Regions from separate parts of the Homo sapiens genome. Here region 1 is linked to region 2. The links are chromatin loops, found by intact Hi-C in ENCODE. Cell type or tissue: A673. All regions are shown on one strand. Each heading gives the region's core, and the rest is flanking DNA. Links, peaks and the distances in the headings are about the cores only.

Region 1 (16,697 bases), core at 6,084-11,083, 660 kb after region 2:
TTATATCCAACTTCTAAAACTAAAATATCAGATGAATAGTTTAAGTTAGTGAAAAAGTTTAAGTGTGTGTGTATGTTAATTGGCTGGAAAGATACCAGGATTCTCAGCAGTCCTCAGACAACAGAAAAGATTAAATGCAAGTAAAAGATAATTAAGGCAGGGTTGATTCTAGAATGAAAGGCTATACACTCCCATGTTGGCTCTTTGTTCTACCCATGGTGCTATATAATGAATGATTTTCTTCTCCCAATTGTCTACAAAATATAAACTCTTGGGGTACAGACCTTATCTTCTAATATTAACTCTCTCAACAATATTTGTTTTGACCATAACCTGGCTTGAAAAAGATCCTCAATGAATGGTAATTGAATTGCTCTTGGTGCTTTGCGTAGTAAAGGAAACCATTTCTAACCTAACTTTCTCACATTACCTTTCATTGTTTCCCAACATTAACTCCACATATCTGTCCATGATGACATATTACAAAAAGAAATATGAAGCTCCCTCATCCTTTAGGAAATTAATTTTGTATTTTTGTATCCCTACAAATGAGGTAATGATGAATTTAAGAGGACTTATAAGAAACACTTGCTATGGGCTGAACCATCCTTTTGTTCCCTGGTCATTCTTTAGCTAAGCCGAGTTCATAATTTCTTGTTACTGTAAAGGTTTTGACAGCTACATAGTCACTGCAAAAATATGCTTCAGGCCCTGAAGTAATCCATCTCATTAGTGCCTGACCTTTGATCCACAAAAAAAGAGTAAGGAGTTAAATATTTTACATGCTTCTCATGGCAAAATGTTACTTCTCTGTAAAACAGCAATTCAGAAAAGAGACTGGAAGATATACAAAGTTTCATAGAGAGAAAAGAAAATCAGTCAATGTATGATAATCATGATGACTAAAGGTTACTAAAATATCTAATACATTTTCTCCACATGCTTTTAGATGGCCACACAATAGGAAGGAGAATTGAACTCACATGATATCTTGACGTTTTTTAATCAATGGAGCAGAAGCAATGATAAAGATAGATTAAAATTTGTTCCTAGCAGATACATCACTTTATTACAATTGGCTACCATCTTAGAAGTAATGGGGCAGCAGTAATCTTGGGTTACTCCTTATTGTAATAGAAAGCAAAGAGGAGGCACTAGCATGTAATAAATGCCTACTTAGTCCCACACATTCTTCATGTATTATTTCATGTAATCCTCACAAAAACTCTATTTGGTAAATATTGTTATTCTTATTTTACAAGGGATAATAGTGAGTGAAATTAAACATCTTGCTCAATGTCACACAAATAATAAATAAACAAATTAGAATATATGTCCGGTTCTACACACACCAACCTCTATGTAGAACTGTTTAAACACCTCAGAAATAACTAGAAAGAGAAGAATAAAAATGTTCTAGGATTTGCAGTGGAATATTTATTACATTAAATTCAAACACCTTTAGGAGGCTGAGGCAGGTGGATCACGAGGTCAGGAGATCGAGACCATCCTGGCTAACACGGTGAAACCGCGTCTCTACTAAAAATACAAAAAATTAGCTGGGCGCGGTGGCGGGCACCTGTAGTCCTAGCTACTCGGGCGGCTGAGGCAGGAGAATGGCATGAACCCGGGAAGCAGAGCTTGCAGTGATACAAGATCGCACCACTGCACTCCGGCCTGGGTGAAACATTGAGACTCCGTCTCAAAAAAAAAAAAAAAAAAAAAAAAAAAAAATTCAAACACCTTTATTGTATATTGTATTTCGATATTAGCACACTGTTGAAAAGTAGTACATACTACATACTTCTGGAAAAGTATTAGAGCATTTTCAAATTCAAGATTTCTAACTAATAATTGTATTTTAAGCTTTTATGCCAAAAATGATATTATTCTTTCTATTCTTTAGATCTTATACAGATGATCCTAGAATATTTTATTCTATAATTTAGAGACTTTATAATATAAACATATACAGAATTTAAGGTTCAGATATCTTCAAGTTACTTCATATCCAGTGACTTTGGAACCAAGAAAGATTATTCAAGTATAGTTTCATTAGATTTGGGGATGAAGAAGGCATATAGTAAATTTATTCCCGTGAAATCCCATTGCCAAAGAAGAGAAAATATTACTCAATTAAGAGAATAGGGAGGGTGGAGAATTTACACTGACACTTTGTAGTGTAATTGGTGTCAACATTTTTCTCAAAAAGAAGGATGGCATAGACTAGGTAAGTTTCCATTACTCGCTCACCCAGTGAATCTGGCTGATGAGTTTAATCAACAGATTGCAACATCTTTTTGCCTTAGTCCATTCAGGCTACTATAATAAAATATCATAAGCTAACTAACTTATAAATAATAGTGACATTTCTCACAATTCTGGTGGTTGGGAAGTCCAAGATTAAGGCATCAGCAGAAACAATGGCTGGTGAGAGCATGTTTCCTGGCTCAAAGATGATACCTTCTCACTGCATCCTCACATGGTGGAGGGTGAAATGCAGCTCTCTGGGGCTTCTTTTTTATGGGTATCAATCCCTTTCAAGAGACTCTGCCCTTGTGAACTTATTACTTCCCAAATGCTCCATTTCCTAATGCTGTGGGGTGAGAATTTCAACATATGAATTTTGAGGAAATATAAAACATTTAGTCCATTGCACTTTCCCAGTGAAAAACTACATGGCCTTTGAAATCTTATTAAATATTTTTACTCCTCTTAGCATTTCAAGCAAATACAACCAATCAATAATTTAAATTGGTTTCTATACCAGTTAGACCTTATGTTAACTGAATGTAGCAGAATCCTCAAATAACATTGGTTTATTATATCATATAAATGAAATCCAGGTGTAGACAGGCTAGGGATGTTATGTTGTGTCTACAAAGTACTTAGGACTTAGGATTTATTTAGCTTTCTATTCTGTGAACCTGAGCACTAAATTCTATATTTAATTTCACTTTATGGTTCATGTTTGATTCATCTTGTCAGCATGTAAAAGTTAGGGTTTTATTAGCAGTGCAAAACAACCATAAGGACATAAAGATATTTATTATAGGGATTAGACCTTGTACAATTGTGGGAACTTGTTGAGTTGCCCATGTTGCTGCTATGTCTGATCAGTCAGCAGGGATCACAGTCAAGGATATGGGAAAGCAAAGAAACATTTGAATGCATAAGGATAAGATTGAACCCATGAGGATGCACTGGACACTACATCAGTCTCTCAAACCCACAAGCATACAACTTTATTATGCAGGCCATCTGAGAAGACCTAGAAGACTCTGATACAGATCTGCACAAGGGCCTGAATATGTACACCAGGATTCAAAGACAATAAAGAAGATTCAGCTACTGTCCCACCAGGCACCTCATGGTGGCTGAAGTTTAAACCATCATATCAACATTCTAGCCAGTAATATGGAGAGTGTACTTTTCATCTGAATCAGTTCTTCTTTCTCTCTCTCTTACAAAATTTTCAGCATATGATACCCTATTGTTAACTATAAGCAAACTGGTACAGTATTTTTATAGAAATTTTACACCTTGCATGAAAAGTTCAATACCCAAGAAAAATAAAATCCTCATTTCTCCCTACACTCAGCCTCTGGCAACCACCAATCTATTTTCTTTCTATGATTATGCCTATTTTTGATACTTCATATAGGTGGAATCATGTAGTATTTGTTCTATAGTGGCTGGTTTAATGGAAGTAGCATAATGTCTTCAAGGTTCTTCTGTGTTGTATCATATGACAGAATTTTCTTCTTTTATTGTTGATTAATATTCCATTGTGTGATATGTGTGTGTATATATATATATGTGTGTGTGTGTATGCATATAGCACATTTTTAAATGTGCTATAAAAATGGGCAAAATCCATTTGCCCATTTGCCTTAATCTATTTTCTGTTGTTTATAACAGAATATTGAGACTGGGTAATTTATGAAGAAAAATAATTTATTTGTTATAGTTGCAGAAGCTGAGAATTCCTGGGTTTTGGTGCTGTACCTGGTGAGAGCTTTCTTGCTGGTGGGGAGTCTGAAAAGTCTTGAGGTGGCGCAGGGCAACACTTGGTGTGAAGGCTGAGCATGCTAGCTCAGGTCTCTCTTCCCCTTTGTTTAAAGTCACCAGTTCCACTCCCATGATAACCCATATATTCATTAACCCATTGGGCCTTCATGGTCCAATCACCTCTTAAAGGGCCTATCTCTCAATGCTGCCACTCTCCAAAGTTGGAGAGTGCAAATAGTCAAACCACAGCACCATTCATCCATCAAAGGACATTTCGATTGTTTTTATCCTCTTGGTTGCTGTGAATAAAGCTGCAGTGGAAATGGAAGTGCAACTATCTCTTTAAAATATGATTTTAATTCTTTTGGATGAATACCCAGAAGTGAAATTGCTATATCATATTATCATATGGCAGTAGCAGTTTTAAGTTTTTGAGTAAATTCTATGTTGTTTTCTACAGCAGCTGCACCATTTTATATTCCCATTAACAGTACAAAATGGATCAAATTTCTCCACAGCCTTGCCTTGCCAACATTTGCTATTTTATGTGTGTGTGTGTGTGTGTGTATGTGTGTGTGTATATGTATGTATGTATATATATAGTCATTCTAACAGACATGAGGTGATACCTTATTATGACTTTGATTTGCATTTTCCTAATGATTAGTGATATTAAGCATCTCTTCTTATACTTGGGCTTTTGTATGCCTTCTTTAGAGAAATGTCTAGTCAAGTCCTTTGCCTATTTTTGATCAAGTTATTTGTTTTTGTGCTATTGAATTATAGGAGTTCCTTATACATTTTGGAAATTAACTCCTTATCAGATGCATGCTGTATTAGCCTATTTTCATGCTTCTAATAAAGGCATCCCCAAGACTGGATAATTTATAAAGGAAAGATGTATAATTGACTCACAGTTCCACATGGCTGGGGAGGCCTCACAATTATGGCTGAAGGCAAATGAGGAGCAAAGTCACATCTTACATGGTGGCAAGCAAGAGAACTTGTGTAGGGGAACTCCCCTTTATAAAACCATCAGATCTCATGAGACTTATTCAGTATCATGAGAATGGCATGGGGAAGACATAACCCCATGATTCAATTACCTCCCAATGGATCCCCCCCATGACATGTGGGAATTATGGGAATGATGGTAGCTATAATTCAAGGCAAGATTTGGTTGGGGACACTGCCAAACCATATCATTACTCCCTGGCCCCTCCCAAATCCCATGTCCTAACATTTCAAAACCAATCATGCCTTCCCAACAGTCTCCCAAAGTATTAAATCATTTTAGCATTAACTCAAAAGTCCACAGTCCAAAGTCTCATCTGAGATAAAGCAAGTCCCTTCCACCTATGAGCCTGTAAAATCAAAAGCAAGTTAGTTACTTTCCATGTACAGGTATTGGGTAAACACAGCCATTCCAAATGGGAGAAGTTGGCCAAAATAAAGGGGCTACAGGATCCAGGAAGTCTGAAATCCAGAAGGGCAGTCAAATCTTCAAGCTCCAAAATTATCTCCTTTGCCTCCACGTCTCACATTCAGGTGATGCTGATGCAAAAGGTGGGTTCCCACAGTCTTGGGCAGCTCTGCCCCTGTGGCTGTGCAGGGTACAACCCCCCTCCCAGCTGCTTTCATGGGCTGGTGTTGAGTGTCTGCAGCTATTCCCAGCACATGTTGCAAGCTGTCGATGGATCTACCATTCTGGGGTTTGGAGGACTGGGGCTCTCTTCTCACAGCTCTACTATGCAGTGCCCCAGTGGGGACTCTGTGTGGGGGCTCTGACCTCACGTTTCCCTTTTGCACTGTCCTAACAGAGGGTCTCCATGAGGGCCCTACCCCTGTAGCAAACTTCTGCCTGGACATCTAGGCATTTCCATAATCAACTCTTGGTAACAATTTAGTGTATTGGTTCATTCTCACATTGCTATAAGGACATGCCTGAGACTGGGTAGTTCATAAAGAAAAGAGGCTTAATTGACTCACAGTCTTGCAGAGCTGGGGAGGCCTCAGGAAACTTACAATCATGGAAGAAGAGGAAACAAATAGTTCCTTCTTCTCATGGAGGTAGAAAAGGGAAGAGTGAGAGCCGAGCAAAGGGGGAAGCCCTTTATAAAACCATCAGATCTTGTGAGAACTTACTATCATGAGAATAGCATAGGGGAAACCACCCCTGTGATTCAATTACCTCCCACAGGGTCCCTCTCACAACACATGGGGATTACGGGAACTACAATTCAAGATGAGATTTCGGTGGGAACACATCCAAACCATATCACATGCTTTGCAAATATTTTCATCCATTCAATAGGTTTCCTTTTCACTCTGATTCTGTTTTATGTTTGTTTGTTTTGTTTTCCTTTTGCTTTGTAGAGGATTTATGGATTGATGTAGTCTTGAGTATGTTTGTTTTCTAGTCGTTGATATATTTAAGAAACTATTGCCAAGACCAGTTTATTGAAGGTTTTCTTCTCTATTTTATTTTAGCAGCTTTTAACTTTTGGGTCTTAAGTCTTTAATGCGTTTTGAGTTGGTTTTTGTGTGTGGTGTAAGATAAAGGTCAAATTTTATTATTTTGCATATGGCTGTCCAATTTTCCTAGCACCATTATTTCTTTCTTTCCAACTTGGATTCCTTTTATATCTTTTCTTGCCTAATTTATTTGACTAGTATTTTCAATACTATGTTGAATAAAAATAGTTAGAGTGGAGGCCGGGTGCAGTAGCTCATGCATGTAATCCCAGTACTCTGGGAGGCCAACGTGGGTGGATTATCTGAAGTCAGGAGTTTCAGGCCAGCCTGGCCAATATGGTGAAACCCTGTCTCCACTATAAATACAAAAATAGCCAGGCATGGTGGTGCATCCCTGTAATCTCAGCTACTCAGGAGACTGAGACATGAGAATTGCTTTAACCTGGGAAGTGGAGATTGCAGTGAGCTGAGATTGTGCCATAGCACTCCAGCCTGGGTGACAAAGTCAGACTGTCTCCAAAAAAAAAAAAAAAAAAAAATAGTGAGAGTGGGCATCCTTTAGTCTTCCCCGATCTTGGATAAAATGTTTTCAGTTTTTCAGTGTTCAGTAGGATGTTAGCTGTGAGCTTTTATATATGGGTTGTATTATGTTGAGATAATTTTCTTCTATTTCCAGTTCTTGACAGTTTTTTATCATGAAGGAGTGCTTAGTTTTGTCAAATGCTTTTTCTTCATCTATTGAGATGATCATGTGATTTTCATATTTCATTGTATTAATCTAGTGTATCACAATGATTGATTTTGGTACATTAAGTCATTTTTGCATTCAAGAAATGTAAATCACATTTTGTCATGGTATACAATCCTTTCAGATGCTGTTGGATTCTTTTTGGTAGTATTTTGTTAAATATTTTTGCATTTATATTTATCAGGGATATTTGGCTATATATATTTTTTTCTTCTAGCATCTTTGTCTGGCTTTCATATCAGGGTAATACTAGCATCATAAAATACATTTAAAATTGTTCCCCCACCTCTTTGATTTTTTTTTGGAGAAACTTAGAAGGATTGGCATTAATTCTTCTTTAACTGCTTCATAGAATTCTGCACTGAAGCCATCTGGTCCTAGGCTTTTCTTTTCTGAGAGTTTTTTGATTACTGATTCAATTTCTTTACTAGAAATAGATCTGTTTAGATTTTCTATTTCCTTGTGTTAGTCTTGGTAAGGTGTATGTTTCTAGAAAATTATCCATTTCTTCTTGGTTATTCAAGTTGCTGGCAAATAATTGTTCATAGTAATCTCTTACAAACCTTTTAATTTCTGTGGCATCAGTTATAATGTCTCTTCTTTCATTTCTGATTTCATTAATTTGAGTCTTGTCTTTACTCTTAATCTAGCTAAAGTTTTGTCAATTTTTTGATCTTTTCAAAACACCAAATTTTAGCTTTATTATTTTTTCTATTATTTTTCTATTCTGTATTTTTTAAATTACTTCCTAATCTTTACTGTTTTTTTTCTTCTGCAAATTTTAGGCTTATTGTGTCCTCTTTTTTTCTATTTTTTGCAAATGTAAAGTTTGGTTTTTATTTAAAGTCTTTCCTCCTTTTAATATAGATATTATTGTTATAAATTTTTGTCTATCTGTATGTCTTTCTTTTTCATTTTTAAGTATGATTTTGTCAGATGCAGTATTCTTGCTTGGCAATATCTTTTCTTTCAGCACTTTGAATATCACTCCATTCTCATCTGCAAGATATCTCCTGAGAAATTCGCTGTCAGTCTGATGGAAGATCCTTTGTATGTGATGAGTAACTTTTGATGCTTTCAAAATTCTCTTTATCTTTAGCTTTTGACAATTTGATTGTAATGTATCTTGTTGTGGATTTCCTGAAGTTCATTTTACCTGGAGTCCATCAGGCTTCTGAGTCTCTGTCTCTTCCACTTCTTGGATTGATAATGCATATTCTTATTGGCTTGATAACATTCCATAAGTCTTGCAGGCTTTCCTTATTCTTTTTTATTTTTATTTTTTTGTTATTGATGTGGTAACTCTGACAGAATAATTTCAAACGACTTGCTTTAGAGTTCATTGATTCGTTTTTTGTCCTTGATTAGGTCTGCTGCTGGTCTCCTCTAGTGAAACTTTCAGTTCAGTTACTGTATTCTTCAGCTACAAAATTTCTGTTTGGATTTTTTCTCTCTCTTTCTAACTCTGTCTTTGATAGAGATTTCCTATCTCTTAGTTGGCATTCTCATTTACCCTGAAAAGCATCCTTATGGAGATTAATTGCAATTATTTGTCAGATAATTCATATATAATTATGACTTCAGACTAGTTTCTGAAGATTTATTTTGTTCCTTTATTTGGGCCATGTTTCCCTGTTTCCCCATGTCTTATAACTTTGTACTATGATCAGCACATTTGAAAAAACAGCCATTCCCAGTCTTACATGCTGGCTTCATACAGGAGAATGCCCTCACAAATCAGGCCAGCTGGAGATTCTGGGGGCCTCTGAATCCTTTCATGGAAAGTATGCATCTTCTTTGGATGTGTGTGTGTGCAATTTCTCAATTAGAGGGGCATGTTTTTATCGGGAGCTTGTAATCTCCCACCCCCTCTGGTGTCTTTCTGCATCACTGCATGTTCTCTGGTTGTATAGCAGCATGCCACTCCACTCACCCTTCTTTTTAGTAGCCATAGTCATCCAAATTATGGAGACTCCTTATCAGCCCACCGAGTCAGGCAAAACAGATACCAGTCCCTTCATTATCCCTCTGAATACCCAGAATACCAGATGCACAATCCACTTCTCACTTTCTCCCAAGGAGAAATCTCAAGTTGTGTCTTCTCCTGATTTCATTGAGCCATGCTGGCCACATTAAGCCACTCTTTACTCTTCTTTGCTCTCAGCAGCCTGCAGGCATCCAAACTATGCCAGTTAAGACAACATTACAATTGAGGTGAGACAGAAACCAGTCCCTTTGAAAGACCTTCTAAAAGCCCGAAGAATTGGACATATACTACCCTTCTCTTTTTTCCCCAGAGGGAGAAATCAGAAACCAGGTCATTCTCTCTTATCACTATGCTCTGCTGTCTTGAAGGAAGAGCTGATGTGGGTAGAGTGAAATTACTCTTCTCACCTATTTAAATGAAGATGTCTTCAGCTTTGTTTTCACCTGGGGTACTATAACTTCCTAACTGGATCCAGAAATTCTTACAAAAAGTATTTGGGTCTATATATCATTATTAAATTGGTGTTTCTGTGAGGGAACAAGGGTTGAGGCTTTCTATTCCAACGTCTTGCTAACATCGTCTCTGAGCCAACACTTTTAAAGCAACCTCTCCAGAAGTTCTACCTAACACTTATTGAAAATTAAATATTTAATGACTTCATCACATGACAAGACTGCCACAAAAGCTGAGAAGTAGTCTTTATGTTTAGCAGCTATTTGCTCAACTAAAAATGTAGTTTCTGGTTTCAAGGAAGAAAGAAATAATAGATACATTTAATAACAACTGGCCCACGACATAGCACTTCCAAATGAAAAGGGTAGCCTGCTTCCTCAGCAGAATATATAGAAAACATTTACATATGTTACTATCATAGCACCTACACCTACCTGATGTATCTTGTTTATTGTCAGCCTCTCCTTGTAGGATGTGTTATTTACTGCTATAAACTCCAAAACCAACAATGGTACATGAAAAGTATGAATTCCCAATAAAAAAATTATAGGATTATATTTATTAAATACACGAATAGCTTTTGCCATCCCATTGAGCATGCCCATGTTTAATTATACCCAAGATGCAGGTCTTTGATACTTCCCAAGATATGACCACAAATCCCAACTATGTATCAAATTGCACCGTTGAAGAGCTTCTAGGAAAAGTTAATTTTAACCAAATTTAGAATGTCCTTCATAGGCCTGAAAACTATTCAATCCAGCTCCCATGCCTGAACTGACCATATCAGTTTAGGTTCCTCTATTATATAATCTTCTATTACCTTGTCCTCCTTTATAACATTTATTGCAACTGGAATCCATTAATTACCTTTATAACTCGACAGTTTTCTGCTAGATGTGAGGACAAAGAACTTGTCAGTTGTATTTATTGTCATGCCTCCATGTTCTATCAGAGCAGGTGCTGAATAAATATTAATTGAATTACTGAATTTACTCATTAATTAAATCTACAGCACCTGCTCTTTTTTTTAATCTTTACCTGTAACGTATCTAGCCAGGCTTAGAGTTTCACAATAAAGAATTTTAGAGTCATGACAAACCAAGTCATTTTATTATTGAAGAAAGAATTCTGGAGATTACTGGCAAACTGTCTAAAATTAAAATCAATGTGATAATGGCACTAGAACTGGGACCCATGCCTCCATTGTCTCAGTTCAACATTACTCATTGCACTCTACTGACCTTTATGCTGAGAGTCCTTCAGCAACCCCATCTTCAAAATCATTTTAGGAATCTTGAGCTATCAGAACCATATAATTTGTTTTTATGTAGGACTCCTAATTATGTAGAGCTTTGGAAAAAGATAAGAGAGAACTCTTACTACTGAAAGTCAGGCATCTAAGGTCACAAGAATGACACTTCCTTCTTTCAGCTGCCTTGAACTGCAATCCTGTCTTTCCTCCTTTCTTACTGGCAAGACTTCTCAATTTTTATTAACTTCACTTCATCTCTCTTTTTAAGCTCTGTTCTCCTCTCATTCTAGATACTTACAGGAGATCTTGTCCTTTCCCATGGTTTCAGTTATGTTGTGTAAGCTGCTGGTCCTAAAATATATGTCTATACAATAATGAATACTGCTAGTGACCTACTCAGACTGACTTGTATCCCTCTGTGTGCTTATCCTCTAGTTTCTGTGTGCTTTGCTGTCAACAGCTCCTACCTATGACTTGTAGAGGATTTCCCATGGCCACTAGAATTGACTCACTCACGTGGAATGCCAGAAGTACCTTGGAATTTTATGTATTCATTTCTCTACACTCCAGGGTATAAGACCTAGGTCCTTTGATTTCCTTGGGATGAACTCTCAGGTATGATTTATGCTGTAAAGATCTCTGCATATTGGGTAGAAGCTGCATAACAGAAATAACTCTAGTGCTTGGCTTATTTCTTTTCTCTGCCCTGCTTCATTCACTTCCTTAATAAATCATTTGCATCCAAATTTTTGGCTTACATTGTGTCCCAAAGAGAATTCCACCTATGCCACAAAGTTTATACCTACCTTCTAAACTCCAGACCTATACCTCTAATTGCCTGCTGAGCAACTTCACTTGGCTAGCTCACAGACCAACTTTACATGCCTACGACTGAACTCGTCTCCTTCCTTTCCAAACCTGCTTATACCCCTGCATTTTCTATCCTACTGATTACATTATCATCCCTATGGAGCTCAAGGTATCAACCTGGGATCGCTTTGTTGCTCTCTTTTTCTCTTTCCATCTTACCCTTGAACCCTGTTCAACCAATCACCAATTCCTGTTATGCCTCTTGCTGAAGTAACAGAGCTCTTCATAGCTGAAGCCACATGTCTTTCACTTGAATTTTTTCAACAATCACCGAATAAGGCTCCTCAGCTTGAGATACACTGCTGTCCATATATTTTCCACACTGCAACCAGAGCAATCTTTATAAAAATATAAATCTCATTATAATCCTTATCTTCTATGTAAAGAAAATGAAACAAATTCTCTCACCCTAAGTCCAGAGGAAACAGTCTGAAAAATTTACAAAATCTTCAATATCTGGGCCTTTGCTCACCTCCACAGTATCTGGGCTTCAGCTATTTGACATATCTTTAGATTGCCTGACAAATTGTGCTCTCCCACATTCAGACCCTTACCCAAAAAGCTTTCTCTTTTTGCATGTCCTATTCAACTCTAAATACTGCCTCCATCATCACTACTTTCAACACCTCCTTCTAGTATCTTTATATTTATTTACTCAGTCAACAAATGTCATTGAATCTGTATGATGTTCCACGCACTATTCCAGGTAGTGAAGTAGCTAGACCACTAAATTCATAATATTTCAATACTTGATTGGAAAGGCAGATATTAATCAATTAACTACACAAATGTGTAAAACTGCAACTGTGCTAAGAACTACTAAGGAGATATACACAGAGCTACCTATTCCTTTACTATACAGATTTTTTTCTAGACATGAAAGTCCTCTCTAAGAAACTGATAATGCTTCAGCTGAGATCTACAAAACTTACAGTAAATAAATGAAGAAGAGTAAAATAAGTATTCTCAACATAAGGAATAACCTAGAAAAGACCTTGCCACGGGAGAAAACACTGAGTGTCAGTGAGGTTAAAAATAGGCATTCAGCTTAATTATCATGGCCATAAGGAAGCTGCCTAACCACCCAAGCCCCATCTAGGAGGTTGGCTCAAGGCACCATTGTCATGCTACTCTGTATGTCTCCCTGTGCAGAGCTCTATTAGGACATTTACACCATACAGTGTAACTGTTTATTTATATACTCAACACATGCAATTCATTTAGGACCAACACTGTATCTCTAGAACACATTGCAAGGATGATATTTTAAAGAGGGAAGGAAGGAAGGAAGGAAGGAAGGAAGGAAGGAAGGAAGGAAGGAAGAAAGGAAGGAAGGAAGGAGGGAAGAGGGATGAGAGATGAAGGAAGGGAGAGAGACAATAATTAGTTTAATGGCAAATGAAGAGTAACCTAACCTCTTGGGAGGTGTGAGGCAATTCAGGATATACATAGGAAGGATTTATTTTAAAGTGTGAGAGTTGGATGCATGTGTCCATTCATGGGAACATATATATATATATTTTTTTTTTTTTTTTTTTTTTTTTTTTTTTTGAGACGGAGTCTCGCTCTGTCACCCAGGCTGGAGTGCAGTGGCATAATCTTGGCTCACTGAAACCTCTGCCTCCCAGGTTCAAGCGATTCTCCTGCCTCAGCCTCCTGAGTAGCTGGGATTACAGGCATGCACCACCATGCCTGGCTAATTTTTCTATTTTTAGTAGAGACGGGATTTCACCATGTTGGCCAGGCTGGTCTCAAACTCCTGACCTCGTGATCCACCTGCCTTGACTTCTTAAAGTACTGGGATTACAGGCATAAGCCACCACACCCAGCCCATGGGAATTAACTTAATGATGAGAGAAAATGATGCTTTTTGGTTCTCAGATATCCTGCAACACAGCCTCTAGGAATAAAGGATGAGTAATTGAGTTTGAGTTACTGTATGGGGTGGTAGTGGATAAATCCTCCAACCTAAGTCCTTCTCAAGAGATTTGAGCTCTGGGGACTAATTGTCCAAGAAAGACAAAGTTTAGCATGAGGCATTGTTTAGGGAGAGTACAAAACAGTAACCTAGGCAAGGTTGTTATGGCTGAAAATTGAACAAAACATTTTTTGTCTCAAACAATTTTTTTTCAAAATGACAGAAAACTTGAGAGAAAGAGGCTCATTTAAATAGCTGGGCAATATGAAATTGCCTTTATTCATCTTTTTTTGTATCTACAAAAATTGCGATTTCACATGGCCTAACTTAATACTAGGAAAAATTAAAAATAAATGAGTAATAACTTCCTGAATATTTTGGCTATCTCTAACTAATATACTTTTAAAGTATATTATGTTGTCTATGGTAAATAAATTTCTGTATGTTCACCAAATGATGGCATATATTGATCAGGAAAGAGAGAGTAAGTTTCAGAGAAGTATATTCATTTATTTAACAACTATTTCTTGTTCTCCTACCAGGTACTAGGCATTGTTGTAGGGCCAGGGCAATTAAAAAAAAAAAAAACAGCTACTAATGTGTAACAAAACATTTAACGAACACAAAAACACAAATATAAATTTTTATTTATATACTATAAATGGAATGAAAAGTATAGCACACTATGAGAAGGAACAATAGAGAGCATCATGAGTTGGAATGTGTTCCCTCAAATCTTATATGTTGTAGTTGTAACTCCCAGTATCTAATAGTGTAATTGCATTTGGGATTGGCACTTTAAAGAGGTAGTTAGGTTAAAATGAAATCATTATGGCGGACCCTAATCTAATATGATTGATATTCCTACCAAAGGGAAAATGAGTACATAGACATGCACAGAGGGCATGATATGGTTTGGATGTTTGATATGGTTTGGATGATTGTCCCCTCTAAATCTTAAGTTGTAATGTAATTCCAAATGTTGGAGGTGGGCCCTGGGGGGAGGGTGATTGGATCATAGGGGTGGATCCTTCATGAATGGCTTAGCACCATCCCCTTGGTGATGAATGTGTCCTCACTCTGGTAGTGCATGCAAGACTTGGTTGTTTAAAAGACTGTGTGTATTAGTCCATTTTCACATTGCTGATAAAGACATACCTGAGACTGGGCAATTTACAAAAGAAAGAGGTTTAATGGGCTTACAGTTCCACATGGCTGGGAAGGACTCACAATCATGGTGGAAAGTGAAAGGCACACCTTGCATGGCGGCAGACAAGAGAAGAGAGCTTGTGCAGGGAACCTCCCCTTTTTAAAACCATCAGCTCTCATAAGACTTATTCACTATCACAAGAACAGCATTGTGAAAGGCCCGCCACCATGTCTCAATCATGTCCCACTGGATACCTCCCACAACACGTGGGAATTATGGGAGCTACAAGATGAGATTTGGGTGGGGACACAGATCAAGCCATGTCATTCAACCCTGGCCCCTCCCAAATCTCATATCTTCACATTTCCAAACCAATCATGCATTCCTAACAGTCCCCCAAGTCTCAACTCATTTCAGCATTAACTCAAAAGTCCATGGCCTGAAGTCTTATCTGAGATGAGACAAGTCCCTTCCACCTATGAGCCAGTAAATTCAAAAGCAAGTTATTTAATTCCTAGACACAATGGGGGTACAGGCGCTGGATAAATACAGCCACTCCAAATGGGAGAAATTGGCCAAAACAAAGGGGTGACAGGCACTATGCTAGTTCAAAATCCAGCTGGGCAGCAAAATCTTAAAGCTTCAAAATGATCTTCTTTGACTCCATGCCTCACATCCAGGTCATGCTGATGCAAGAGATGGGCTCCACACCCTTGGGCAGCTCCAACTCTGTGGTTTTGCAGGATATAGCCCCATTCCTGGCTGCTTTCACAGGCTGGCATTGTGTCTGTGGCTTTTCCAGGCATATAGTGCAAGCTGTCAGTGGATCTACCATTCTGGGATCTGGAGGATGGTGGCCCTCTTCTCACAACTCCACTAGGCAGTGTCCCAGTAGGGACACTGTGTGGGGGCTCTGACCCCAGATTTCCCTTCTGCACTGCACTAGCAAAAGTACTCCATGAGGGCCCCACCCCTACAGCAAACTTCTGCTTGGGCACCCAGGCATTTCCATACATTTTCTGAAATCTAGCCAGAGGTTCCCAAACCTCAATTCTTGACTTCTGTGCACTCACAGGCTCAACACCACATGGAAGCTGCCAAGGCTTGAGGCTTTCACCCTCTGAAGCCACAGCCCTAGCTTTACATTGGCCCCTTTTGGCTACGGCTGGAGCAGTTGAGATGCAGGACACCAAGTCCCTAGGCTGCACACAGGATGAGGACCCTGGGCCTGGCCAACAAAACCACCTTTTCCTCCTAGGCCTCCAGGCCTGTGCTGCAATGTCTGTGACATGCCCTGCAGACAATTTCCCCATTGTCTTGGTGATTAACATTCGGCTCCTTGTTACTTAGGCAAATTTCTGCAACTGGTTGAATTTCACCTCAGAAAATGGGATTTTCTTTTTTATTGCATTGTCAAGCTGTGAATTTTCCTAACTTTTATGCTCTGTTTCCCTGTTGAAACTGAATGCCTTTTACAGCACTCAAGTCATTTCTTGAATACCTTGATTCTTAGAAATTTCTTCCCCCAGATAAACTGAATCATCTCTCTCAAATTCAAAGTTCCACAAATCTCTATGGCAGAGGCACAATGCCACAAGCCTCTTTGCTAAAGCATAACAAAAGTCACCTTTGCTCCAGTTCCCAACAAGTTCCTCATCTCTATCTGTGGCCATGTCAGCCTGAATTTCATTGTCTATATCATTATCAGCATTTTGGCCAAAGCCATTCAACAAGTCTCTAGGGAGTTCCAGACTTTCCCATGTTTGTCTTCTTCTGAGCCCTCCAAACTGTTCCACCTTCTGCTCCTTACCCTGTTCCAAAGTTGCTTCT
Region 2 (16,697 bases), core at 7,305-12,304:
GATTCTTCATTTACCTACCCCCTCTGTATTTATTTATTTATCTATTTCCATTTTGTATGTAATGTAAACAACCAAAGGGACCTCACATTTTGATTCTTCCACATATCAGTGGGCATAAGACACTAGTGACCAGCTTTTGAGAAACAGCGATGGTAAATCTGCGGTAATCATTGTGTCTTTCTCAGAGTTAATCATACCACTACAGTATTACTCTGCAATCATTTAGCCACAGTAAGAAAATTCATTTTAGACAACGGATTTTCTAATTATTATTTTTTAATTTCTTTTGTTGAATGACTGGGGACTAGGGAGCCATTATTATATATATGCCTTTCAAAGTCAAACCTGGCTAAAGCTCTGAGTCTTTTTCAAACAACTTTATTAAATATTGTCAACACAAACACAGATAAAGTTGGGTTGTTCTGCAAGTTGATTTTCCTTTTCTTCAAATTAAATGATTATTTTAAACTGCAGAAAGAAGACAATCTTTTTTGTGAATGTGAGAGCTATTGATGTTCAGAAAGTATACTTTGACCATGGGTTTAAAAATCATTAAATCAAACACTAACATGCAGACAATTTAGACCAAATGTAACATAAAGTATATAATATCTTTTCAAAATAAGGAAGAGAGATATTGTTACTGAGAATAAACAGTAAAGAAAGGAGAATCGGTAACTGAAAATTTAAACTTTTAAGGATGAAGAGGGTGAGCCATCTGGATTTAATCAGCATAAATCTATAGCTTGCATTAGCTCCACAATTAAGACACTCATAAAAATCCACTGTGTGAGTAAGAGCTTTCCTGAATCATAATTTAACCATGATACTCTATCAAATGACTGTTTCATGCTTCAATTTAAAACCACAAAGAAAATGCATGAAACAAGTGAGTACTGAAAGGGAGAAAATATTTACCAATTGGTTAATTTTCTTCTTGTTAATAAAACTGATAAAAATAATTCTTTTAATGATGTTTACTATTCTAATTTTAATGTTTAGTGTCATTATTTATCAATGACGTACAATAGTATTTACTACTACTAACATAGTAAAATAGATTTATTCTACATTTAATAAGACAAAATGAAAGATATTTTATAATTTAGAGAAAGCAATTATAATATTTTAGAAGAAGGAACTGTAATAGCACCATAGTAATAATGTGTGGGGAACTACGGATGCTAGGTCCAGTGAGCTTGAAGTTTAGGAGACAATTTGCCATGAATTTAAATCGCTGTTTCATTTTGTTGCATTTTACATGTTTTAAAAATAAATTTCTGAAAAGATAGAAGATGCAAAGTTAACTGAAAAGCATAAAGTCTTGGAAAATCGTTAAATTGGAAAATGGTGGATCTCAAAGTCAGAGCTCTCAACACTTGAACAGTGGTATAGTGGGATCAAGTGAAAGTATCTATTGCACTTTTTTTTTCTTTTAAAACAGAAAGAAGAGTTCTAGGAAAGGAGACAGAAGTTGGGATCTGGAGCTCAGCAGAAACAGGAAATTCAGTCAGTAGACATTCAAAGAAATCTTGAAGAAGGGAATGAGATTTTCCATATTTCATGAGATGATGCCATGATCCAATTTTATTTCAATCCCTTTAAGTTAAATAACTTCAGTGGACATCTGGTTTACCAAGTAGCACGCCTGGGCGGACACTCAGCCCATAAAGCTTTGAGTGTGAAAAGAACCAAGAAGCTATGAAGATATGGATGAGACCAGAGCTGAAGTTGGTATAGTAAGAGCTCCACAGAGACTGGTTCAGCTGGATAGAGACAACTATCTGTGTCTATGACATAGGTAAGCAAATGATTTTCTGTAAGTAGAGCTTAGAATTGTGACACTGATAGGCTTGGAGAAGCATGAGACTATCAGAAAACTAGTAAAGAACAGGAGCCAAAGAAGATTTATCATAGAATAGTCAGAATGTAGTATACTCCTGATGAGATGGGAATAATTAAGCACCATCATCTACATGGTTGGGTAAAAGAAGGCTTTTAAACAGAATGATTCTGCAGAACACTGGCCTATAAGAATACGTTTTTCTCAGGTTCTACATTCAAATCAGCTTTGAAAGTGTTGCGGAATTCTGCCACATTCCTGTGTAGCCTCAGAGTTCATATTGACACAATAAATTCCAGAGTAAATGAGCACTGAAAAAGCAACTATTTTTAACCCGTTTACCTTTATTTAACACGGTGTTAAACCCTCCTGCAAGGGACATAGTTTATTCTCCAACAAAAGTGTGATAAAAGTTGGAAAATAGCAGTGTTTACAGGGCATGCCTAAAAGACAATGTTCAAAGATTTAAACTGATGCTGAGCTAAGTTCTTGTGATTTTTCTGAACAACAAATTGCTTTTTCTGGAAACATAATTTTTTGTGTGTTTGGTAATATTTTTTTTCCTGAACTGACATTGAATTTTTGACAAGAATGGGGGGCAAGTCAGATAACAGATGCTGCCGAATAAGGATCAAATATGGAATAGAATATAAATCTGCTTCCTTTGACATTTCCTCTTATTCTTTTGGGTGTAAGAAGGAAAATCAAGATGAATCGTGGCAGAAACTGGACTGAGGGGATTTTCTTTTTGCAAATGCATAGATATAAGACTTCTTATGACAGCCATTAATTGTTATTCTAAGAAGAAAAGATAACTTATAGTGTATACAAATGATAGAATAATACTGGGCAATAAAAAGAAACAAACTACTGACCCATGGCACAATAGGCCTGAATTCTGTACATGATTAGAAAAATAAAACAGACACAGACTATATACTTGTACTGTGTGTATCTATTCACATGAACATTACAGGCAAAAACTTGTATTGAAGAAAGATCAGAAAAGTATTTACTTCAGGAGATTTGTCGACTGCAAAGGGGCACAATAGAACTTTCTTGGAACATGGAAATGTTCGATATCATGACAATGGCATAGGTTATACTGAAGTATGCATTTGTCAAAACCCACCTAACTGCAATAATTAAGATATATATACAGGTATATTTTACCTTACTCATTACAAAGGGAGTATAACCAAATTTTAAATTCTAGTTAGTAGATTTTGTTTTTACAATGATATTGGTTAGAAATGCAGAAATGATTTTTTTGAGAATTTTTGGCTTGAGAAATGTGTAAAATAATATTAAATATAATGAGAGCTAAGTTTCTCACTGTTGGATAAAGAAGTTCCATGTATACATACACACACACACACACACACACACATACATTATGTATATACACACACATATGTATATAAACACACACACACACACACACACACACACACACACACATATATATATATCTCACTGAATATACCCTGGAGTATCAGATTGAAGTTGAAAGTCCCAGAATGAACTCATGTTTTACAAACACACACATAAAATGTATATGCACATATATATGTGTATACATGCAAACACATATATATGTATATGCATATACACAGATAAATATAATTAAATTAATCATTTTATGTTTCTGCATAAACATGTAAACATATAACAGAGAAAGAGATAGAAATAAGAAAATATTTTAATATGTGCATATATGCATATATTTATATACACATGAGTGTGTGTATTTGCATGTGTATTCCAGCTCTGTATGTTGAGGGGGAATAGAGCCATTGGCAAGTCATTAATAATGTGAAAAACTAGTGCTCAAATCTTGGTTTATAATCCCCCTCTCCAGTGACAAGAACTATAGATCCTTGGAGAAAAAGTTAAATCCAAGATTGAGGCAAGGTGTCTGAGCATCTTACTAGACCAGAAATTAAGAAAGTACTTATGCATGATGAGAGTCTACCAATAAGACACAGGAACTATGAACACTTAGGGAGCTCTTGGCCAAAACTGGAAAAACTTGAGAATCAAAATAATGTCAGCAATGTATTATAGCTCATTGAATAAAATAAAAATCCTCAGGCCTATAGTAAATAAATAAATAATTAAACAGTAATACATAAATACACAAAGATGAAAGCTCTTCCTTACAGGGAATATCAAATAAAAAATACAGAAGGAATGATGAAGGTAGAAAATTATTACTAGATGCAAAAACTAGTGAGTGAATTTTTAATGTGTTACAAGACATTTACATAATACCATGACATCTCCTCACAAGTTTCCTATCAGATACAAAGGAAAAACTGGAAAACTTAGGATGAAATACAGTAAAAATTTCCACTATTGGGAAAAACCAATATGTTGTGATATACTGAGAAGGACATATCACTTTTTATACTTCGAAAAAATGTCTAAATAAATCTTAACCCAGATTGAAGGGAATTCTACAAAAGAACTGGCATGTACACTTCAGAACTGTCAAGATCAAAAAAGACACAAAAGAAAACCAAAGAAAAATGACATGTAAACCAGTGAAAGATTCTGCATTGAATCCTGGAATATATAGCTTTAACGAATATTATTGGGGCAGTTAATGAAATTTGAATATGGACTATATAGTTTTATCTGAAGTCAATCATCCATTTTTTCCACAATAAGACTGATAACAAATATTTTAGACCTTCTAGGACGTATAGTATCTTTTGCAATGACTCAACCCTGCTCTGTAGCAAGAAAGCAGCATAAACATTGTGTAAATAAAGGAGTGTGACTGTGTCCAAATGAAATTTCATTTATAAAAATAAGTGGCATGGTAATACAGTCCTGACTGATATATAAAGGAATATTTTCCCCTGTTTTTCTGCCTTTTCTGATTTTAATTGAACATTTTATATGATTCTATTTTATCTTCTCTCTTAGCATATTGTATTTCTTCCTAAATACTTTCTACTGGTTGTCCTAGAAGTTTAAATACACATTTTAAACAAATCAAATTACCTTCAAATAACTCTAGACCATTTCTCCTTCCCATATTTATGCCATTGTTGTCATTCATTTTACCTATCCATATGAAGTCATCAGCCAGTACACTGTTACTATTATTACTTTAAATAGTTTTCTTATAGATGAAGTAAACATAAAAAAGTATTTATTTTAATATTGATTTCTTCACCCATGATCTTTCTTCCTTTATATAGATACAACTTTCTGACCTTTAATATATTTCTTCTATCTAAAAAACTTTTAGATATATTTTCTTAAAATATAGATCTGCAGGTCTAATGAATTCTTTCCACTTTTTAGTTTTTAATCAGATAACATTTATTTCTCTCACTTTTGAAGGATAATTTCACTGGATGCAAAATTCAAGGCTGTGTTTTTGCTTTTTTTTAACTTTACATACAATCATATGTTTCTTAAAAACAGCAATACATTCTAAGAAATGTGTCATTGGGTGAGTTCTTTCTTGTGCAAACATCATAGGGTGTACTTAACTAAACCTCATTGGTATAGCCTACTACACACCTAGACTATTTGGTGTAGCCTGTTTCTCCTAGGCTATAAACCTGTACAGCATGTTACTGTACTGAGTACCCTAAGCAGTTATAACACAATGGTGTTTGTGTATCTAAACCCTTATACATACAAAAGGTACAGTAAAAATACAGTATTATAATCTTATGGGAATGCCATGATATATGCATGCAGTCTGTTCTTGTCTAGAATATTGTTATGTGGTGCATGACTATATTTAACTCTGTTCTTTTCTTATTTGCATGATTTCCGACAAGAAATCTGCCCTAATTCTCATCCTTGTTCATCTATAGGTGAGGTATTTTCCCCGACCTCTGGTCTCTTTCATTATGGTCTTTGGCTCTGGCTTTCAGTGGATTGAATATGATATGCCTAGAAATAAATTTGTTTTTCTTTTTGTTTTTTTTTTGTCTTCATGGAGGAAATATGTATTCTGCTGATCTCTGAGCTTCCTAGATTGTACTTGTTGTCTGTTATTAGTGTTGTAAGATGTTTGGCCATGCTTTAAGTTTTTTTGACTCTATTATTTTTTTCTAGAATTCCAATTATGCATGTGCTAGACCTTTTGTATCATCCTATAATTCTTCAATTCTTGGATGTTCTTTTTGATGACTTTTCCTCCTTTTGTTTTCCCTCCATTTTGTTTTGAAAGGTTTGTATTGATCTAACTTCAAACTCAGTGATCCTCCCTCAATCATGTTTAGTTCTTGATGAGTATATTTAAGGCATTCTTCATTCATTAGTGCTTTTGATTTCTATCATTTAAAACAATTATTTCAATTTCTGGCTCTCTGCTTACGTAACACATCTGTTCTTGCACTTATCTAGTTTTTAAAATTAGAGCTCTTGACTTATTAATTACATCTATGTTTCCTATCAGATGATTTGGATATCTCTGTCATAAGTGAGTCTGTTTATAATGCTTTCTTGGCTTAAGAATATTTTTGGGGGTGGGAATAGAGCACTGCTATGTCTTGTAATGTTTTATTGAAAGCCAGGCAGCTATTGTTTACAGAAATTAAGGTAAATACAATTTTATTGTGGACATGTTTGTTAATTTGGGTAGGAGTTGTGCAGTGTTTAAGGACTGCTGCACCTGTAGGGACAAGAAGCTTCAGTTTACTTTTGTGTGGTGTCTTTTTTTTTTCTCTTTGTTCCTCCCTTGTTTTCTTCAGGTTTCCCTAAGAATGTCTCCTTAAATAGAGTCTGGGTCTTGAAGCGTGTTAATTTGTAATCCACTGTTATATTTGAGCCTTGTTGTGGTGGTGTTAAGGTATGAGGGAGAACAAATGTTCTATAATCTTGTGATTAAATTACATTCTTTTACTGGGCCTATGTCTAGGGACTGTGAACTTCACAGATGTTTCTCCAATAATATATTCCCCTGCCACTCCCTTGCCCTCATGCCTCTTTTGGTGAGATAGGAAGGCTACAGGGGGCGAGAATGGGAGGCATGCCTTTTCCTCAGGTGAAATAAGTTTGGTAAACTATTTCCCTGGAGAGTAGGCCTTTGGCTTGGAGAAAACACTGAGTGTTTCACGTTATTACTCTTACTCTACCTCTGCCAGAGACATGAGGGGATTTTATTGGCTCTTTACAGTGAGAACTTGGAGAGATACTTAAAAGTTAAAACCACAAAAAGTAAGAGGGCATCTCTAAAACTATGACTTTCAGGAGTTTCTCACTGTCATGTTAGTACATACAGAGCCTCCAACAATCTGTCAAAATTGTGATCTAACTATTCCTAAAAGTTCGTGACTTCAGTAGCTTCTGCTCCAGGTAAGCCAATCTCTACTACAACTATCTGAATTCTACTGTCTCCTCAGATTGTTTTCTGTTTTTCTTGTTATAAAGACAGAAGTGAAAACTACATGTCAGAGGTGTATTAAGTACTATTTCATTTGGGTCTTTGAGTTAACTATCTTTATGGGTCCCTTTCAATTCTTACATCTTAAAACGTAAGTAAAATATATACTCATTTTGAGGAAGGGAGATTCTTCACTGAAATAACACTGTAAAATATGTTCAAACTTTATAATAAATGAATGAGCCTTTCAAAGGGTCTGAGTTTTCTAGAAGTGCTTTAGCTCTAGTTCATTCTTATGGTGAAAGCTTACCTTCTGGAGTTTTCATACACATTAGCAAAACCCATTTATCTAATGCTATCCTGGGTAATGCTTAACAAGTTTATGATGGCTTATTTCAAATAAATTTAATAACTCTGACTGAAAAAAAGCATAATTTTAAAGAAAACTCAGAATAATATTTGTTTGTCATAACTCCAAGAACCCAAGACTTAAAGAGAGATAATAACGCTTTGGTAACACTCACTTGTATCCCCAAATTTACTAATTCATTTTCTTTCTCTTTTTTCCTTTTCCCTTCTCTTTTCTTACTTTCCCCATCCTTTTTAAATTTTTTGATTGATTCCTTTTATTCTGTTTTACCTCCTGATATGGTTTGACTGGGTCCCCACCCAAATCTCATCTTGAATTCTCACATGTTGTAGGAGGGACCCCATGGGAGGTAACTGAATCATGGGGCAGGTCTTTCCTGTGCTGTTCTTGTGACACTGAATAAGTCTCACAAGATCTGATGGTATTATAAGGGGGGGTTTCCCTGCACAAGCTCTCTCTTCGCCTGCCACCATCCACATAAGATGTGACTTGCTTCTCTTTGCCTTCCGCCATGATTGTGAGGCCTCCCCAGCCACGTGGAACTGTAAGTTCATGAAACCTCTTGTTTTGTAAATTGCCCAGTTTCAGATGTCTTTATCAGCAGTGTAAAATTGGATTAATATACCTTCTCTCAATTTTAATTAGTTTTACTTTTAAATTGTTATAGTGTTACTGTTTTTCTCTCCCACCTATACTTTTAATGTCTTAAAAGCCAGGAAAGACCCCCTTATATGCACTCTTCCACACAGCAGTGATATTGATGCCTTAAATATTTATGGAACTTCATTTATGGAAAACAGAAGAAAGAAAATGTGGATTTCTAACAGCTCTTTAGGAGACTACTTCCTTTATTCACAGAAAGTAAAGGCATTAATAACTTTTCAGCCTTTGTGTGGCTAATTTTTTAGTTTTTTTGCAGTTTATTCAGGGAAAAGTTACTATTAAAAAAACAGATCAAAATCTGTTTTGTTATTCAGCTGTGGGGTTGAGGTTTAAATTTGCTACTTTCTGGAATGTACTTGAGTGGAAAGCCAAGGTATAGCTTGGTATCTCAAAGTTAATGCAACCTCATTTTTTTCTCAGTGAGGATAAATTAATAAAACTCTAGATATGGAGTATTTTTGGACTTCCGTTTGTAGAGGACAGATTTAGTTCAGAAATGGACACAATAACCAAATAACTACTAGGCGAATCACAGCTATTAAGAATTTTTTAAAAGATAGGAGGGTTCAGATAGGAAGTGAGACTAAGGTCTTGAGCTAAGGAACTCAGTTTTATATTGTCTCTTATTCACTCTAATACCATTACCTACAAGGTGCTAAGAACACAATAGTTTCTAGATTGAGCACATACTACAACCTGTAAGAAGAGATGGATGCTGAAAAGACCAGTTATATGAAAACAGCTGAAGACCTGAATTAAGGCTTTCATGATAGCAGTAGAAAGAAGGTGACAGATGGAAGAAACATTCAGAAAACCAAACAATTCAAGTGAGAAATGAAAAGGCTGATTCAAGTATGATTCCGAGGTTGCAGGCTTGAGTAACTGAATATTTTAACCAGAATTGATCCTCTTAATAGAATGAAAAACAAAACAAGATAGAGATTTTGGGGCTACAAAAACAGAAAGTTGAGTTAGGAAAATATTTAGTTTGAGGTTCCTTATTTTTCTTACATATTGTGACATTAATTTGAATTCATCATTTTAATTTTTTTAGTCCTTTTCAAATATCAGTTTTTCCTTCTGATTTCTGAGTTAATATTCCTACGTTCTATTATTATTGATGATGATAAATGTGAGAAACGGGACTGCATTAAAATGATCCTTCCTTGTGTTCCTACTTTATATGACAACATTCTACATGACAGTCGCATTATTTATGTTAATCTTACACATGTATTACACTGTGACTTTGCAGATGAGAAGTTCAGAGTGATTAATAGTGGAACCTAGGTCTTTATGAAATATACCATTTCTAAGGTCAATCATCCTAGTAAATATATCTAAACACTTTTCATAACCAATGAGATGCTGTAAAAACCTAATGGTAGACAGGAAGAGTCTCAATGTTTTAAGGATAAGAATTTGAGGCATGCAGAATACTCCTTCTGGTTAAATATATTTTATCTCCTTTCAAGTACATTTAATATCTTCTCCATTTCTTTCAGCTTTTACGAGCTGTCAAAATGCTGCCCACCTCTGCTGAGGAGGCCACAGGATGAATTGTGCATTCATGTTGTAAACCACTTAGAGCTTTCTGGGTAGAGTAACTGTTACCACTTGAGGGCATCCTGTCATTATGTTCTGTAATAGTCCTGAACTTCTAAATTCACCTCAAAACCATGGCTCTCTGACAGAAGAGACTAAGAAAAAGAGAGAAAAAGATCTTTGCCGGAAATGCTGAGGCAGCAATGAAAATGATAATTTACCATGCTAAATTGGTGTTTCCTGGAGTACTAGGTCAGTGAAGACTGTATTTCAGGAAATGCTAAGTCAACAGAAGAGGATAAGTGACACAGATAGAAGTTGATGGAATCTTCCTGGCAGGGACCAAAATAGGAACTCAGACACACCAAATGTTCTAAAAGTTCAAAAGGTTTTGGCCAATCAAAGGAGGAATCTGCATTCGAAGTTTCCTGAGTAGAGAAGCAAGAAAAACATCATTCTAACAGCATTTCTTAATATAAAGGTGGCAGTGGTTCTACTTTGAACCTATCAGCTATGGGAATGATATTGAAAATGAATGGCACATCAGGTTGGAAAATTTTAATTGATAGTTTAAACCTGGACATTAGGATTTTTCTTTCCTAGGTTTTCAACAGAGATGATCAAACAAATGCTTTAAAATATGTGCAAATATGTCTGAAAATTTATAATTGCTATTATGATTCAATAAATCTTTCTCCAGTGTTGAATACTAAATAAACATTATTCATGATAATTATGATGACATAATTGCCTTTGGTATTCATCTGTGATTTCAGGAAAAAAACTAACAAATAGATACTAGGAAAAGAGAAATATTTTGTCCTGAAGAAGAAATTATGATTAAAATTAGGGTGAAGTATATAAAGCTATACTTGAAAATATTAAACCAGTAGATTTTACTGATCCAACACAATCTATAGTTTTTGGCAGGCTCAAAGTACTTGTTATAATCTGTAAGTTTATAGTTCATCCAAGTTCTCAATTTTTCTAGCAGTCCATTACAGAATTAGAGTGAATAGTAATGATTTGTTGTACCAAATTACCTTTAATTTGTTGGGAGGGTAGTGGATATGAGATGACATATTTATGAATACAGCACAGGTACCAAGCCTATTTCCTGTATTTGAAGGAAATTGAACTTTTTTCTATTACATTGATGTAGGATGCTGCATATAGTGTAAAGCAGAGAGGATATGTTTTCAATGAGGAAGTCCAACTCAGAAGCAGTCTTAAAGCAATTATTTTTATTTATAATATAAAATATAACTCTTAAGTGAGCAGAGTTAATTATACGCACAGAAAAACTGGTTATTCTTAGGAAATTTGGTTCAATACCATTCCTGACAGTTTTTAAATGAAGGGATCATGAGTACTAGGTTTTTGTTTTTTTGGTTGTTGCTTTTTACGTTTGCTTTTTTCTCATGGTTTAATCCTTAGCAACAGTGGCTGCTTTTAGGTTATTAGCAGCCACATCAGGTCAACAAAGGAAAGAGCTATGTCAAGTAGTTATTAGTTTAGGACCTGTGTTCTTTAACACACTGTCATGATTGCTTTAGTATGACAAGATAGCGTCTTTAAAAGATCTAGAAATAAACTTTTCTCATTAAAGGCAAACTATCAATTCTCTCAACCAGAAACATTTGGCAGGGTTTGTCCAAGACCAAGCTGCACAATTCAAGTTTAGTCTTGGATTTCTATTCAAAATGAAGTTGAAGTTCCACACACACAGTCAAAATAATCCCCTGGGTCCAGAAACAGAGTCTATGACAGGTTGGATAAAATAAAAATTCCAAGTTTGGATTTCCCTGATAGCTTCAGGATGACAGAAAGCTCTAGGGGTAGGAGACTAGAAAAAAAGTCCGTTAGGGAGTTAAAGTCATTTATTGCAGCAAAACCACCGAGGGATAAAAAAAGAAAAAAGAAGAAAATAGAATTCTGGTGAGGTCTAGTTTGTAGTCAGTTTCAAACAAATCATGTGTGTATGTGATGTATAGTAAATAACTACCCTAAATTGATTTCCTTATGGGGAAAAAAAGTTGCCATCCAATAGATTTAAAAAGTATTATCAGAAAAAATGCCAGAGGAGATCATTACTATAAAATTTCCAATCATCTTATAAATGCAGGATAAAAAGCAGCTGATAGCAGGGCTAACTTCTTATTCATCTCAGCAACAAGCTGTTCCTGTTCCGTGAAATGGAGTGAAATGAATGCCATGGCCTTTTTAAGCGGCACAGGGGATCTATTTATTGGGAGAAGAGATTTGCTGAATAACCATAAAATGCAGAGATAATTTTAGAAGTCAGCTAACAGCTTTGATGTGGAGACCCTCAGAATCCACCTGTCCATAATATCTATTCCTCCTCCAGCAGGCATCTCATTTATTGGAAATCATTTTTCTCATCATCGTCACCTAAAGTGTCTGTCCATTTCCAAAAAGGAGTTTAAAAGATCAACATTGACAATGACAAGTGCAACTCCTGGCATAATAAAGATTAGGGACATGGAAAATTGCCATTCAGTGCCCATTAATTTTATTGGAAAACAGAAGAGAGAATGTGTTTTAGATATTTTTTATTAGCACATGTCTGCTTTGGTTCTCTGTGTGCATGACATGAAAGGAAGGTGTAGTGTGAGATGAAAAGGTACATCCAATGTCTTTGGTGGTCCATGCAGGTTTTCTTTGTTGACTAGAAGGATGAATGGGTTTATTAACAGATATTGTTTTAAGTTGAATCTCAGATTTATTTTGTGTATCAATAGCAAACATTTGCGAATGCAATTTTCTGGTATTTTCCTTTTACTATTACTTATAATAAAAATCAAACTCACTGTAGCATCCTTCTTTGTACCAAACTGATGTGGTTTGGACTTGTGTCCCTGCCCAAATCTCATGTTGAATTGTAATCCCCATTGTTGGAGAGGGACCTGATGGGAGATGACTGGATCATGGAGGTGAACTTCCCCCTTGCTGTTCTCATGATAGTGAGTGAGTTCTCACAAGATCTGGTTGTTTGAAAGTGTGTAGCACCTCCCTCTTTGCTCTCTCTTCCTCCTGCTGTAGCCAAGTAGGATGTGCCTGCTTCCCCTTCCCCTTCTGCCATAATTGTAAATTTCCTGAGGCCCCCAGCCATGCTTCCTGTACAGCCTGCAGAACCATGAGCCAATTAAAGCTCTTTTCTTTATAAATTACCAGGTCTCAAGTAGTTTGTTATACCAACGTGAGAATGGACTAATATACAAATATTTAAAGCAAAAAATAATAAACTTCTGATAAAATATAAATACGGTCTCTCAAAGATATAAAATATGTAGTCGTTCCTATTTTAAGCAAAGTAGCTTATAAAAAAAAGAAAAGTGGCCGGGTGCAGTAGCTCACGCCTGTAATCCCAGCACTTTGGGAGGCCGAGGCGGGCAGATCACGAGGTGATGAGATCGAGACCATCCTGGCTAACGCGGTGAAACCCCGTCTCTACTAAAAATACAAAAAATTAGTCAGGCGTGGTGGCAGGCGCCTGTAGTCCCAGCTACTCGGGACACTGAGGCAGGCGAATGGCGTGAACCCAGGAGGCGGAGCTTGCAGTGAGCTGAGATTGTGCCAGCCTGGAAGACAGAGCGAGACTCCGTCTAGAAAAAAATAAAATAATAATAATAATAAAAAGAAAAGCAATAATAAGAATTCAACCAAAAGGGATAAAGTCAGTCTGAACCTACCCACCTCCCTTCTCCCCGCACCAGTTTGCATGCACCCTCTTATGTATATTGTATGGTTAAAATATGTAACTGAATTTTTAAGGGAGGTTAGAAGATAGATGCATTTTAGGCTTGAAGACATTGCTTTGAAATCAAGGAGTGAGGGAAACACAGAACAGATATTGTGATTCAGAACACGATAGTAACATAGTAAGGGAAAGGATATTCCCTTGAACATGTACGACATTCAGTAAAGTCAATGATCAGCCACTGAAGAGTGAAATACTGATGTTTAAGATTGTGTAGGTGTAAATTTGTAGAGATCTACACATAAGAAGGTATGCTGTTACTTCAGCTCTGACTTAAATGGTGAACCTCTATTTCCAGTAGCATGATGGTCTATGTATCCTGAATGACCATCCAATCAAAACCAATAAAGTGTTTGAAAATAAAATATTTCTTAAATCTTATTTATTGGAATACTGAGGAGACACGGTAGAAAAAAAAAATCAGTGTCCCAAAGTTAAACAAAAGCAGAAACACTAGAGAGAATAAATAACCTCCAAAGTCAGCTGAGGATTCCAATAGGAAACTTCAGCATAAAACCAGAAGCTCCAAAGTGCTATCTTTGGGTCTTTCAAACCTCCAGAAATGGAGCTTTTACACATTACATAAACATAGTTGCCTCCTCATGTGAGAAACACCACTGTCCAACACACACAATTTCACATAGACTTCAGGAGCAGTGCAGTTTTCTGATACTTTTTGTACCCAGAAAAATAAAGTTTTGTTTTTAAACTGCTTTAGAATTTATAAGATATTTTGGCATATGTATCTTCATTTTACCTCAAAACCTCCTTATGATGTTAGAATCTTTTATTAATCTGGTTAAGAGATTAAGGAACCTGTGGTAAGAACAAAGACTGATGCAGAATTTGGAATTAAATCTGTTTTTTTCTGATTCTGAAGCTTGTATACTGTCCCAATCTCTCCAAATGCAGTCTGTTAATGTGGTAAATTTCATTTTCTAGGTTCACCCTACATCAGTGGAATAGTTCATGCCCTGGGAAAATTTGGCTCCCTGCCTAATAGATTGTTCAAAGTCTTAAAACAAGAAAAGTGAAGTATTTTCTTCATTTTGTTTTTTTCCTGATGATCCAGCCTAGAAATTGAGTACAGAGCAACAGAAAGCAATGACACCCACAAGTCATTCCAAACTTTCTGGGTTATTAAACTTAATGGATCCAAGTCACGCCTATGTAGTTGGCTCAATAAATCAGTACCAGAGGAGTTCCAATTCAAAATAATCTCTACTTGAGCTTACTACTAATTTCTTATTCTTTATCAAATGCATCAGGTCATCTATGAGCCTGAAGAGTATTTTCAATTAACTATCCTAAAATCTATTTTTATAATTTTTAACTTTATAAATAATCTAATGATGTAAATCAGTAAACATGAAGATATATTAAAAAACTGAAACTAAAACTAAAAACCAGAGGAAACCCAATAATAAAAAATTTGCAGAAAGTTTCTGGCAAATAAAATCTTACACCAAAAGAAACAATAAAATTTAATTTTACATTGAAAGAAATACTTTCAATGATGATGGTAATTATATTGATGAAAACATCTGTGTCTCATATATATCATGTATATATTTATATGTGTATCATATGTATGTGTGTATATGAACATGCATATATATGTGTGTATGTGTACATATATATATATTTTTTACATTTATAATATTAGCCCTTATATGACTTGAGGGAATTATATTAAAATGTTATTTTCCTTTGGTATTTAAGACATTTCAGGAAGGGAAGATTTCAGAGACTGGATTATTACAAGGACAACACTATAACACTCAGAGACTAATAGTGCAATGGAGGACTAGCTTCCACTCTCTGAAGGGATTTGACAGGCATCTCAGTAATCCAGTAGATGACAGTTTCATATCCTAGACCCTAGAGGTCGAGTAAGTGGAAAGAATTTTGAGTACATATTCGGGTGGGTAAATTCCCTCTTGTTCTCTATCTCTGTATCTTTCTTTCCTTTTAATTTTTATCATTAAAGAAAAAGACTGAATTACAATTTTGGCCTGGCCCCTGATAGAGAATGGCTGCATTTGTGAACCTTGCCTCTACCTGAAGTAGAAAAACTTTTTCTAGTTATTCCTTCAAGGTCTGCCATCTCCTTGAGGCTTCTCATAAAATGATAATTGTAACAATACTACTAAATTGCATACTTATCATGTTTCATACGTTTATAAAATTTTTCCCAAACATTTTCTCATTTGATTATCACAATAGCTCTTCGATGCCAGAGAGGACAGGTGATTCCATCTCCATTTTGTTACTGGTTATACCAAAGTCTAGCCTGGAGACGGTTACTACCTAATGTATTCAGCCCTACAATGATTGCTCTCTGCTTTTGAATTCTTACTGCACATGTAGCCTGTACCATTTTCTAAACCTAGATCGTTGGTGGGTATGTCAAGATCTTTCTGGTGGGTAATAATATAATAATAACTCACATATCATTCTCAGAATATGTCAAGTACTGTTTAAGAACTTTACATGTATTAATTCATTTAATCCACATCATAATCCTAAGAAGTTAGCAATATTATTATCTAAATTTTACCAGGAGGAAACTTCAACAAAGAGCTTAAGTGACTTTCTCAACCCACGTCTCTAGTAGGTGGTGGAGGCTGAATACAGAGAAAGTCAGTTGGCTTCCAACACCTGTGCTCTGGTAGACTAGCTTTTGATTGTATAGTTTTAATGTAAATGTCATTGTTCTTACTATTTTAAGTTATAACTAACATACTTCAGGTTTAATAAAAGCAACAAGATAGCTTCTAGTTATCCAATAGAATAATTGTGGAATCTGTTTGAAAGCTACAAGTCTCTAGTCATGGAAGTGTTTTCAGTGGCCTCTGCTGCCCTCAGCCCCATAACTTTTTTATGTACTTGTGTAATAGAATACACTGAAAATGGGAGTGAGGCTCCCACAATAGCCAAGTTCCTTTGGCCAACTATGACTTTACTATTATTGTATTACAATAGCAGGCTGCCTATGACATGAGACAGAAATTGACCGTATTTATAGTTAGTTATCCCATATTTCACAAATCAGTGCCTCAGGGGGTGTGGTGGTGGTTATTTTGTTTATTTGACAATTTTGTTTAATTTTCTATTGCACCTTTAGCTCACATCTCCA

Evidence for each region. Peaks named below come from ENCODE experiments on the same cell type or tissue, not always from the same donor. Only the 100,000 strongest peaks of a DNase experiment are listed, where the experiment ranks them.
Region 1: a loop joins it to region 2, with 2.2 times the contacts of the local background. A loop is called at or near these places in 2 of 110 quality-filtered maps.

Annotation. Positions count from the first base shown.
Region 1 is chr4:19,960,597-19,977,293 of GRCh38, forward strand. No RefSeq gene overlaps it. Among named protein-coding and RNA genes, the nearest start is that of SLIT2, 280 kb to the right of the region's middle. In A673, for the core only: a CTCF peak has its summit at 9,095; no DNase peak of the experiment used is centred there.
Region 2 is chr4:19,299,636-19,316,332 of GRCh38, forward strand. All of the region lies in intron 2 of LINC02438 (long intergenic non-protein coding RNA 2438), which reads right to left. Among named protein-coding and RNA genes, the nearest start is that of LINC02438, 150 kb to the right of the region's middle. In A673, for the core only: a CTCF peak has its summit at 9,850 (motif pointing right); a DNase peak (open chromatin) is centred at 9,926.